Linked DNA regions of Homo sapiens: region 2 is linked to region 1. Evidence: chromatin contacts called from ENCODE Hi-C data. All regions are on one chromosome and are shown on one strand. The core of a region is the stretch at or near the end of the contact, and the rest is flanking DNA. Distances in the headings are between cores, read along the strand shown.

Region 1 (6,083 bases), core at 3,091-5,590:
TCTGTTACTCTCCATGCAATGCGTTAGTTGTGGCTTTAAAGAGAAAAATTAGCTCCCAGTTTCTCCAGAGCTACAAGTTACTCGGTAAGAAAGAGAAGTCAAAAAGTGAAATAGTCTCAGAATTTGGAGTTTCTATATGAATATTCCATAGGTTTCTTAAATATTAGGAAAAGATAAAAAGACAAGCAGCCAGGGGAGGTGAAATTGGTAACAGAATGAGAGGAGCAAAACATGCTAACTTAGTAAATAAAACACTTGAATAACTTTGCCACATCAGAGCAGGTATTTCTATATCTGCATGCTCACGAGTTTTTAGAAAAGGCTAATGAAACTGCTCTCCAGATGGGAGTTGATGTCAAGTCTTATGGCAAGTGACAATGCTTTTGGCATTATCACAATATCATGTCACTTCACCTAAAAGGTGAAGAATCTACAATAACTCTGTTTGCTGAAGATCTTGAAAGTAGGAAGTGAAATCTGAATAGAGATACCCATGGGGCACATCTACTACACCTCTGTAATCTGCAACCAAACCAGAGGCATTCTCTGACAGAAAAATATTTCTTTGGACAAAAATAAATATATAAAGAGAGTTGGGTCATCAGCCTTCTTTTGCCAGAGTGCTGAGAAGAACAAGAAATTTAAATAATCTATATGAAGAATTTAAAATTTCCTTTATATACACAATTTAACTGTGTGCATATAAAATTAACAAAAATGCACTGATATCTAGCAGGTTGTTTAGGGAATGGCTCCTATAATTAGAGAGAAAAACGGCTTGCCAGAACGTGAACACTCTATTACCAATAGCTGCACATAGTCATTGAAGGTTTAAATCAAACACATCTGTGGCCTTTAAAAAAATTTTTTGCCTGCCAGCACCATGGCTACAAGCAGCTATTAAACTGAGATATAATAAATAATCAAAATGTGGATGCTGGAAGTGCTTGACACATTATGAGAAGCAGTGTTCCTATCACAGATATAAAGAAATGGCATGTTCTTGATGTAATGAGAAATCTTACTACTATGTGGAACACAGACACCTCGGAAGTAATTAGCTGGGGATGGTGGCACGTGCCTGTAGTCCCAGCTACTAGGAAGGTTGAGGCGGGAAGATCGCTTGAGCCCAGGAGTTCAAGGCTGCAGTGAGCTGTGATCGTGCCACTGCACTCCAGCCTAGGCAACAGAGCCAGACCTCATCTCAAAAAAAAAGAAAAAAAGAAAAAAAATAATTATTCACAACTGCTTTGCAAAAGTTCATGTTAGAACCACAGATGGCTCAGATGAACAAAGGAAGATATGTGACGACTCTAACTGGAATAAGCTGCAACCAAAAATATGTCCCATACTCAAATGTCAATTATTTTATAGCTATTGATAATGTGTTAGTTCCCTCTACGGATTGTGAATTTCAAAAGAGAACAGGTATCCTTGATGTAGGTCTGTTTTCAGCATAGTATAAGAGGAAGAAAAGTTGCCTAAGTCCAAACATCCAGGAGAAAAGAAGCATGAACAGCAATGGCAATCAGTGATACACTGCAATCATGTGATTTTGATTCAAAAGCAACAGAATCACTAGATTTGTTTGTAAACCACAAAATAACACATCACGTGAAGCTGGAAGCCATTATCCTCACCAAACTAATGCAGGAACAGAAAATCAAACACTGCATGTTCTCACTTGTAAGTGGGAGCTAAACAATGCGAACACATAGACACAGGGAAGAGAACAACACACACTGGGGCCTGTCGGGGTGGGGTTGGGGGAGGGAGAGCATCAGGAAAAATAGCTAATGCATGCTGGGCTTTAATACCTAGGTGATGGGTTGATAGGTGCAGCAAATTACCATGGCACACATTTACCTGTATAACAAACCTGCACATCCTACACATGTACCCCAGAACTTATAATAAAATAAAAATAAGTAGGATAGAGGACAAACTGCTAAATCTAAGATGCATATTTGCAGCACTGCCTAGCATAGTAATAATTTAGAACATCTGGCAGCCCTTTAAAAGTCAACAGACTGCTTTCATCTCTGTTATCTCATCTGATCGTGCTAGGGCTTGGTGGATAGAATTATCTCCATTTTACAGGGGAGAAAACTAAGGCTCCAAGATTTAGTAACTTACTTCAGTCCCATCAAGGGAGAACTGGATCAGATTCCTGATCCAATTGCCAGGAGGCAAACCCTGATCCAATTGCCAGGATCCAATCTTGATCCAATTGCCAGGAGGCAAATATTTCTGCTGTCCCACTGGAATATAGGGCTTTCCTGGCCTGCCCTTCTAGGGTCTGCATTTGCCAGCCCTAGGATGAACACTTATACAGGAGCTATTTCTAAATGTCTAGATAGCCATGTTTATCAGTGCCCCACCATTCACTATGGTAACCCTAGATGCTGAAAATAACCATATTAAGGAAATTAGCCTGTGTACATTCACTCTCGTCATCATCTTGGTTTTGGTGGGTTTTGGCTGGCTTCTTTACTGCAGTCTGTTTTATCAGCAAGATCTTTATGACCTGTATCTTGTGCTGACCTCCTATCTCATCCTGCGACTTAGAATGCCTTAACTGTCTGGGAATGCAGCCCAGTAGGTCTCAGCCTTATTTTACCCAGCTCCTATTCAAGACAAAGTTGTTCTGGTTCACATACCTCTGACAGGGAGGCCTCAGGAAACTTACAATCATGGTGGAAGGCAAACGGGAAGCAGGCACATCTTACATGGCCAGATAATTACACTACAAATTTTAGGGTATAAATAAGATTACTTTAGGAGAGAATATGGAGTAAGAGGGGGCTTTGCTAGAGTCCTGAAAGCTCTAAAGAGAGGCGATATTTAGAGTTCACACAGCTTAGTAACTCAGATCTCTCTGACTCTAAAACTCATTCTTTTTCTAGGATACTATGCTGCCTCTTAAAGAATAGATATTGAATACAATATAATTAAGTTGATATTAATACCAAATGCGAACCTTTGCAAAGGGGAGATAAAGCAAGGGGAATGATTAAGATCACCAGGAAGAGTGTGAAGAGTAAGAAGAGAAGATGGCATAGGGCAGAACCCTATGGAATGTGAACATTTCTAAAGAAAATGAAGAGCTGCCACAGAGGTGGGAGGAGAACCAGCAGGGTGTAGTTCTTGGAAAGAGCTAACAGAATAAAGGGGTTCAAAAAGGAGGGAATAAGGGCCGTGTGTGGTGGCTCATGCCTGTAATCCCAATACTTTGGAAGACTGAGGCGGGTCGATTATGAGGTCAGGAGTTCGAGACCAGCCTGGCCAATATGGTGAAACCCCGTCTCTACTAAAAATATAAAAAATTAGCTGCCTGTGGTGGCGCACGCCTGTAGTCCCAACTGCTTGGGAGACTGAGGCAGGAGAATCGCTTGAACCCGGGAGACGGAGCTGGCAGTGAGCCGAGATCGCGGCACTGCACTCCAGCCTGGGCAACAGAGTGAGATTCCATCTCAAAAAAAAAAAAAAAAAAAAAAGGAATAATGAAACTAAAGTCCTGCAGAGTTGAAATACGGTAATGGCTTAAAAGTATCTATTTGTTTTAGCAACACTGTTGAGAATTCTGTCTGTAAAGGAGAGGTGAGAGAAAGACCACTAGCTTATCTGTGTTTGGTCTGTGTTTGATGAGGGGGCTTGGGGTATGGGGTTAAGAAAGGTGACTTTGGAATGTTTTAGATGAGAGAAATTTTGACAGCCTTTAAGTCCTGATAGTAAAGAGCGAGTTAGCAGAGAGCCGTTGAGGAGTCATGCAACGGAAGGGTTCATCAGAGGAGCTTGACTCTGAGTCGGCAACAGGGAATAGAGATGGAAGAGGGCTGGCTTAGATCAAAGGAGAGTAGTCGTTTATTATTATTATTATTGCAAAAAGAATAGGAGAAAGGATTGGTGAGGGGTACAAGAAAATTAGAAAATTTCATGGCGAAAGTAGAGGCAGTTCCTGTCAGATGAATTCTATTTTGTCTGTGAGGAAACGGGCGACGCTGCCTACTGAGACTAAGCAGGAGAGACGGGGCAAGCTTGGCTCTTCATTTATGCCGCCTACTCATTGCTGGTAGATTCTTTATCTAGCCTGCATCCTCTCATTTTCCTGGATCCCTATACGGCATTTGACGCTGTTTACCACAAGAGCTGTCGAACGAACGTGAAACACTCAGTGATACTCCAACCGGAACTACTACTCCCAGAATGCAGTACGGCTCCTGGGAAGTGCGGGGGGCTGGGAACGCAGCAGGCCTAGCCGTGTCGCCTGCTGCCATTGGAGGAGCGCTCCCACTCCCAAGAGGCCACGCGTAGACGGGGCGCTTCATGCGGAAGTCAGCGGCGTCCGGTCCCAGCCTCCTCTGGGAGCGGGCAGTTGGCGACCCTGCACTGACCCGCGTCCCTCCGTCCCGAGCCCGCGCGCCCTCAGAGGGTGCCCGGACAGGTAAATGGAGTGGGGTGCGCCTGCGGGAGGCGGGGAGAGAACTGCGGAGGGAGGGCGGAGGTGTCGATGGAAAGGTGCTGGGGTGGAGCGAGGAGGCAGTGCAGGGGTGACTTGGGCTTCTCTGGTGTCGACAGTTCCAGTTGTCGGGCAGGACCAGTTTTGGCGAGGTGCGTCTTATGCCACTGGAAAGGCCTCGAGTTAAAGAGTGTCAGAATGCGTCACTTAAGCTGTCATTACAGGAGGGAAAAAATGTTAACTTTCTCTCAGTTTGTATTCTACAAGACCTTTCTGTAGCATTTAAATCTCTTGAGATCGCCAGAGTCTTCTAAAAACTCTCTACGTCCTTGTTCGATGACGTCACTTTCTGCTTCACCTTCTACTTCTGGCTGTTTATGCTCCTTCGTGGGTTCCTAGCCCCTTATTCGCCCTTCCTCCACTGCTCAGTATTGACAGTCCCCTTCTTCCTCTGTTCAGGGACTGTATTTCTGCCTAGACCCGTTTCCTCAGCTTCAGACCTGTTTGGTGTTTTTATTAATGGCCAATGTTTATCAAATTCTGACTGCGTACTTTGGTAAATGCTTTACATCTCCGTCTCCCATAACTCTCACAACCAACCAACTGTCTTCATTTGGCCTCATTAATTGCTTTCAACTACCTGTATCTCCATTATCCCTCCCTTGATCCCAGAGGATACAGTCATGTTTAGGATATTAATTCCCTTTGAATACCTGTGGCTGAGAGCAGATCCATTCATACATTTAACAAATATTTATTGAACGGCTGGTATATGCTTGACACTCTTTTAAGTGCAGGGGATACAGCTGTAAACAAGACTTAGGAGGTTGCTACTCTCAGGAACTTACATGTTTGTGTCTAGAGGGGAAAACAGGAATAATCAGGATTATGTTATATATTGGTTAATGCAAAATAAAACAGGTGGTTGACTTGAAAGGATGGGATCCTATCCTAAGAAAGTCAGAGGTCAGGGCATCGTCCAGAAAGAATAGTTGTAATACCAACAGGAATAATCTTGATCTGTAACATGACTTTTCGTAAACACCTCTTCTTTTCCCCTGTCTAAGCAGTGTTTATTCTTCATTCTTCTATCTCCTCCAAGGTTATTGCATCAGAATTCATGGTTTATCTGTAGTTGGTTTATTCCTTCTAAGACCCAGAGAGAAGAGTGGGGGATTGGATTACTATTAGCTCAACTGCTTTATCTTACTTAGAAAGATAGTTTGGTTGTGAAAATATTATTCTTACCAGGTCCTTCTGAATATAAAGTTATCTACCATTTATAGTATATTTTAAAACCAAAATATGCTCAATGTTCACTCATTTATTCAACAGATATTTGAGGGAATATTAGATGGTAGGCACTGTGCTGAGCACTGGGAAAATAGGGTAAAATAGACACTTTGACCTCTCTTCCAAGGAGAAATAATCCTAACAGTATACTGAGGAAATTTCTAAGGCATAGGCTGACACCTGCATTCCTGTTCTTCATCCGAGGTGAGATCATCACAAAACATTAAGACATTTCCTGAGCAATTGCGGACATTCTTAGATTATTCACTTATTATACTTTATTGCATTTATTTATATCTGTCTTCCCCATTGTTCTATGGCTCCCTCAAGT
Region 2 (5,277 bases), core at 2,230-4,729, 120 kb after region 1:
CTGAGGCTCAGAGAGGTTAATGTTCCTTCTTCTTGTATGCATTGTTATAATTTATTCCATATTTGAGACAGGGTCTCACTCTGTTGCCCAGGTTGGAGTGCAGTAGCCTGATCATGGCTTACTGCGGCCTCAATCTCCCCGGGCTCAGGTAATCCTCCTACCTCAGCCTCCTACTGGGACTACAGGTGCATACCACGATGCCCAGCTAATTTTTGTATTTTTTTTTTTGTAGAAACGGGATTTCACCATGTTGCCCAGGGTGGTCTTGAACTCCTGGGCTCAAACAATCCACCCACCTCAGCCTCCCAAAGTGGTGTTATTACAGGCATGAGCCATCATGCCTGGCCTATTCCTTTTATTTAAGATGCACTTTTTGCTTATATATTTTCTTTTCTTTCTTTTTTCTTTCTTTCTTTCTTTTTTTTTTTTTTTTTTTTGAGACAGAGTCTTTCTGTGTCAGCAGGTTGGAGTGCAGTGGCATGATCTTGGCTCGCTGCAACCTCTGCCTCCCGGGTTCAAGTGATTCTCCTGCCTCAGCCTCCCAGGTAGCTGGGATTACAAATGTGCACCACCATGCCCAGCTAATCTGTGTATTTTTAGTAGAGACAGGGTTTCACCATGTTGGTCAGGCTGGTCTCAAACTCCTGACCTCAAGGGATCCATCTGCCTCGGCCTTGATTCTTTTGTATAGAACCACACCTGGCCTTGGTTCTTTTGTATAGTTTCTATTTCTCCTCTGAGATTTCCTATGTATTCATTGGGAGCATATTTTCCTTTATATATTTGAGCATAGTAAGAGTATCTGCTTTAAAACCTTTGCTATTTCCAACAACTTATTCCTGGAAGTCAATCTTCATTGATTATCTTTTCTCTTAAGCATGGGTGACATAGTACTCTTTCTTCATGTGTTTGATAAATTTGTTTTTATCTTAGAAATTGTGAATGGTATACATTGTTGAGACTGTGTGTTCTGTTATATTTCTCTGGAGGGTGTTTAAAAATTTTTTTTAATTTTGTTTTTGTTTGTTTGTTATTTTAGCAGGCAGAAAACTCTGTGTCCTGAGGTGAACAGCTGAAACTTCTGTTCAGGTTATTTAACCTTAGCTGGGCTCCTTGGAGTTAGCTGGCAGATGTATAGTTCAAGGGTCATCCAGAGATTTGGGTAGAATTTAGATGTAGAATTTGGGGCTCTCTTCTCTGGTTTTTCTTTTGAGAATTTCCTTTCTCCCTATCCAGCCCTTGTGGTCTCTGCTTCTGAGGTTATGATATGGGTAGTGTGGTCTGCTGGTCTTGAGTTAGTAAATTCTGGCTTCAGCAAGATAGAAGGCACACTGACAGAAAGAAGCTGTCTTGGTAAGGACACTAGTGCAGGGATGGCTCCAGTGAGTAGAACAGTATATGCTTGTAGCAGGTAAGACTGGAGCCAAGCTGATTAAAATTCAACCCCAAAGAACACACAAGTAATAAATACATGAAAAGATGCTTATCTTGACTAATACTCAAGGAAGTACAAATTAGAACCACATTGAAATATCTTAGCCTATCAGATTGGCAAAGATGAAAAAGACTGATAATGTTTACTGTTGGTGAAGGTTACAGGCATTCTTACATTGTTGGTGAGAGCAAAAGTCTGTGCAACACTTTTTATGTAGGGCCATATCTCAGCATCTATCAATATTTTAAAATGCTAACCCTAAGACCCCACAATTCTACCCCTAGCAATTTATCCTACAGTAGGACTCACTCTGTTGTTTGAAGATCCATGCCCAGAATTATTCACGAAATTCACTTAAAATAGCATATATGCTTGAACCCAGGAGTCTGAGGCTGCAGCGAGCTATGATCATGTCACTGCACTCCAGCCCAGCCTGGGCGACAGAGCAAGACTCTGTGTCTAAAGAAATGAAAATAAAAATAAATAAAATAGCATATACAGGCAACAATCCAAATGTTCATTGCAGAAATTATGATTATTATTGTTTTTCTTTTAGAGGCAGGGTGTCACTCTGTTGCCCAGACTAATCTTGACCTCCTGTGATCCTCAAGAGATCCTCCGGTCTCTGCTTCCCAAAGTTCTTGGATTACAGGTGTGAGGCACTGGGCCTAGACATTGCAGGGATTATTAAACCATGGTGCATACTACCATTAAAGGTATGAGGTAGGTTTTATATGCTGACCTAGAAAGATGGTGCAACACCATAGGGGAACAAGAAGGCTGCAAAGTGGCAGCACAGCAGGAGTCTTTAAGAAATAGGTATTTGTTTCAGCTTAAGAAGTGTCTGGCTGGGCGTGGTGGCTCACACCTGTAATCCCAGCACTTAGGGAGGCTTAGGTGGGCGGATCACTTGAGGTTAGGAGTTCAAGACCAGCCCAGTCAACACGGTGAAACCCCATCTCTACTAAAAATACAAAGAAATTAGCTGGGCTTGGTGGCAGGTGGCTGTAATCCCAGCTACTCAGGAGCTGAGGCAGGAGAATCATCTGAACCCGGGAGGCCGAGGTTGCAGTGAGCCTAGATCGCACCACTGCACTCCAGCCTGGGTGACAGAGTAAGACTCGGTCAAAAAAAAAAAAAAAAAAGACCGGGTGCGAGGTGGCTCTCGCCTGTAATCCCAGCACTTTGGGAGGCCTAGGCAGGAGGATCACAAGGTCAGGAGATCGAGACCATCCTGGCCAACATGGTGAAACCCCATCTCTACTAAAATACAAAAATTAGCCGGGTGTGATGGCACACGCCTGTAGTCCCAGCTACTCAGGAGGCTGAGGCAGGGGAATCGCTTGAAACCAGGAGGTGGAGGCTGCAGTGAGCCGAGATCACGCCACTGCACTCCAGCCTGGCGACAGAGCAAGACTCCATCTCAAAAAAGAAAAGAAAACAAACAAACAAACAAAATCCCCAAAAAGCAAAAGTGTCTGCATGGACTTGTGCCTAACTACTCACAGTGGCTACTTCTTGGGGGAGGTGAAAGGGGACCCTGTTAAAGAATTTTTCTTCTGTATTGTTTTTCTTCAACTGAGTCTGCATTAATTTTATATTTAATACTCTCCCCACCCCTGATGCTCACAGGTTGCTTTAGCTGGTGGAAGGAGAACCTGCACCTCTGGTTTTGGCAAAGTGTAGAAGGGGACAAGGGCACTGCTCTGCACCTGCACAGGTTCTTGCCTCCTGGGGTCAGTTTAATGAATCTCAGTGGTGTTTCTTGGGAAGAACACAGTGGACACTCACTTGCCAGTCAGTAGACAAATCACTGAAGTCCATGTCTGGCAGTTCTCAATGTCATGGGGACTGTAAGGTTGTCATGTCTCACAGTTCCCTGACTTAGAAGATTAGTGGTGACAGACACTTCTCAGCTCTGCTCGGGAGAGCAGCTCTGTAATGCGCTTGTGGTTTCAGATGTGGGCGGCCTGTGTGAACCTGTCGTGCAAAGCTCACGTCACCAACTGCTGCAGTTATCTCCTGAATCAGGCTGAGGGTCTTTGCTGTGCACCCAGAGATAGTTGGGTGACAAATCACCTCCAGGTTGGGGATGCCTCAGACTTGTGATGGGACTGGGCAGATGCATCTGGGAAGGTGAGTCTGTGCTTTGGGCTTCCCAACCTCTCAAGTCAGCATGAAATTCAGAAGGCAGAGAGGGACATGTGGCCCTCCAACTCGGGGCCCAGGGAGCCACTGTGGCATTTGAGAGCGCCACCCTAGCTTTACCTCCTCTGGTGTCCTGGCCTTGTGTATCTCTTAGAGATGGCAAAATTTGCAGCCCTGACCTCAAGGATTACAAACTAATTTCCAGTCCTGTAGGGGTCATGGGTTCTGCTGTGGCCAGTGTGGCACTGAGTTTGTCAGGCAGAATTTCTAATTATGGAAGGAACTCTGCTTCCTCAGTGATTGAACTGACCTTTGTGGGGGTGCCTTTGTGGGGTGAGAATGGGCATACTTGGGCCTCAGTTGTGATGGCCATGGGGTGGAGCTGAGGTCTAGGCCCAGGGCTGGGAAAGCTTCTACCAACCCCGAGGCATTTGGGTGTTTTAGGGCAGAAGAGGAGCCAGGAGGATGGGTATGCCCCACTGGAGCTGTGTGTGGGGCAGCAGGTGAGGGTGGGATTCCAGAGGGAGGGTCAACCCAGCCAAGCAGAGGAAGGGGAGGAGAGGGTTTGTTTTGGAAAGAACATCACCCTCTCAGTTTCCTGGGGTCTGGATAGCCTGTTCTTGTGATGAGCTGGAGGATGTGGGCCCTGCTTGGATCCTCCTCTCCCCTCCCTGCCCCCATTTTCTCTTCCTGTGATTTATGCTGTTCTGGGCTCACCCTCTTCCCAGAGCTGTCACGCTACAGCTGACAGGCAGGGCAGGCGTTTTAATTATTATTAATTTTTTTTTGAGACAGAGTTTGAGACAGTATCAAGAGTGGGTATCCTCTCAGCGTGTCTTCAAGTAGCATCCCAGAGCCCCGCTCCTGGGTACCCACAACATGAACACCGTCCAGAAGCAAGGGCAGCCTCTGCAGGTGGGGCGGGGGTTGGAAAACATTTATCAAACGGTTGAGTTGGGTGCAGGGGATGCAACATGATCAAACAGGGTCTTGCCTCCAGGAGCCTCATGTAGGGACAACGCACAGTGATGACCTTCAACTGCAGTGGGGCAGCAAGGCTGTGGGAGGGGTGTTTTGGGCAGAGCAGGCGACGTGGGTACCTCTTCACCAAGACAGCAGGAAGAGCACGGACATCATTTTCCCGTCTCACCTCCAGACTCCCAGGGGACTGTGCCAATATCCTCACTCCAGCCCTGGCCCATGGCCACTGCTCAACCCTTGGGCCCTGTCAGTTCAGGGCTGTGCAGAAGGAGAGTTGCCTGTGCTCAGGCTCAGGGGTTCCGTCCAGCTAAGGAGGCCTACTAGGGGACTGGGGAAAGGCCTCATGAAGGACCAGGCCTGTGATGGGGAGGGAAGATGGCAGAGGGGACAGTGGGAAGCAGAGCAGCAGGGGTCTCCTCCACGCCTCTCTGTACTTCTCCCACCCACCCTTGCCTACTCCCCTCTGCCCTGGGTATGTGCCCTTGTCCACCCAACACCTCTGCAGTGCCAAGTCCAGCCCTGACTTCTTCCTGAGCTGTGGCCCAGCGTTCCCACAGGCATTTACCTCACGGATGCAGCACTGCCCCTCATCCTCTTCTCTGAAAGTGTGTGGGAAATGCTTCTTGGTGCCATCTCTCTCCCACCCTGCCTTCCCTGCACCTTCTCTATGAGGTGTCTGTTGTCTCTGTACTTGCCTCCAGCTGGCCTTTCAG

What was found. A loop is a pair of places that touch in the nucleus more often than their neighbours do. Pooled maps may share reads with other maps.
Region 2: a loop to region 1 is called in a pooled map, with 3 times the contacts of the local background. The contact joins the promoter of IL9R here to the promoter of VAMP7 in region 1. A Hi-C loop is called at or near these places in 2 of 50 pooled maps.

Annotation. Positions count from the first base shown.
Region 1 is chrX:155,877,005-155,883,087 of GRCh38, forward strand. VAMP7 (vesicle associated membrane protein 7) reads left to right here and starts at 4,341. Exons shown (of 8, transcript NM_005638.6): 1 at 4,341-4,444.
Region 2 is chrX:155,994,217-155,999,493 of GRCh38, forward strand. IL9R (interleukin 9 receptor) reads left to right here and starts at 3,480. Exons shown (of 9, transcript NM_002186.3): 1 at 3,480-3,571. The coding sequence starts at 3,544.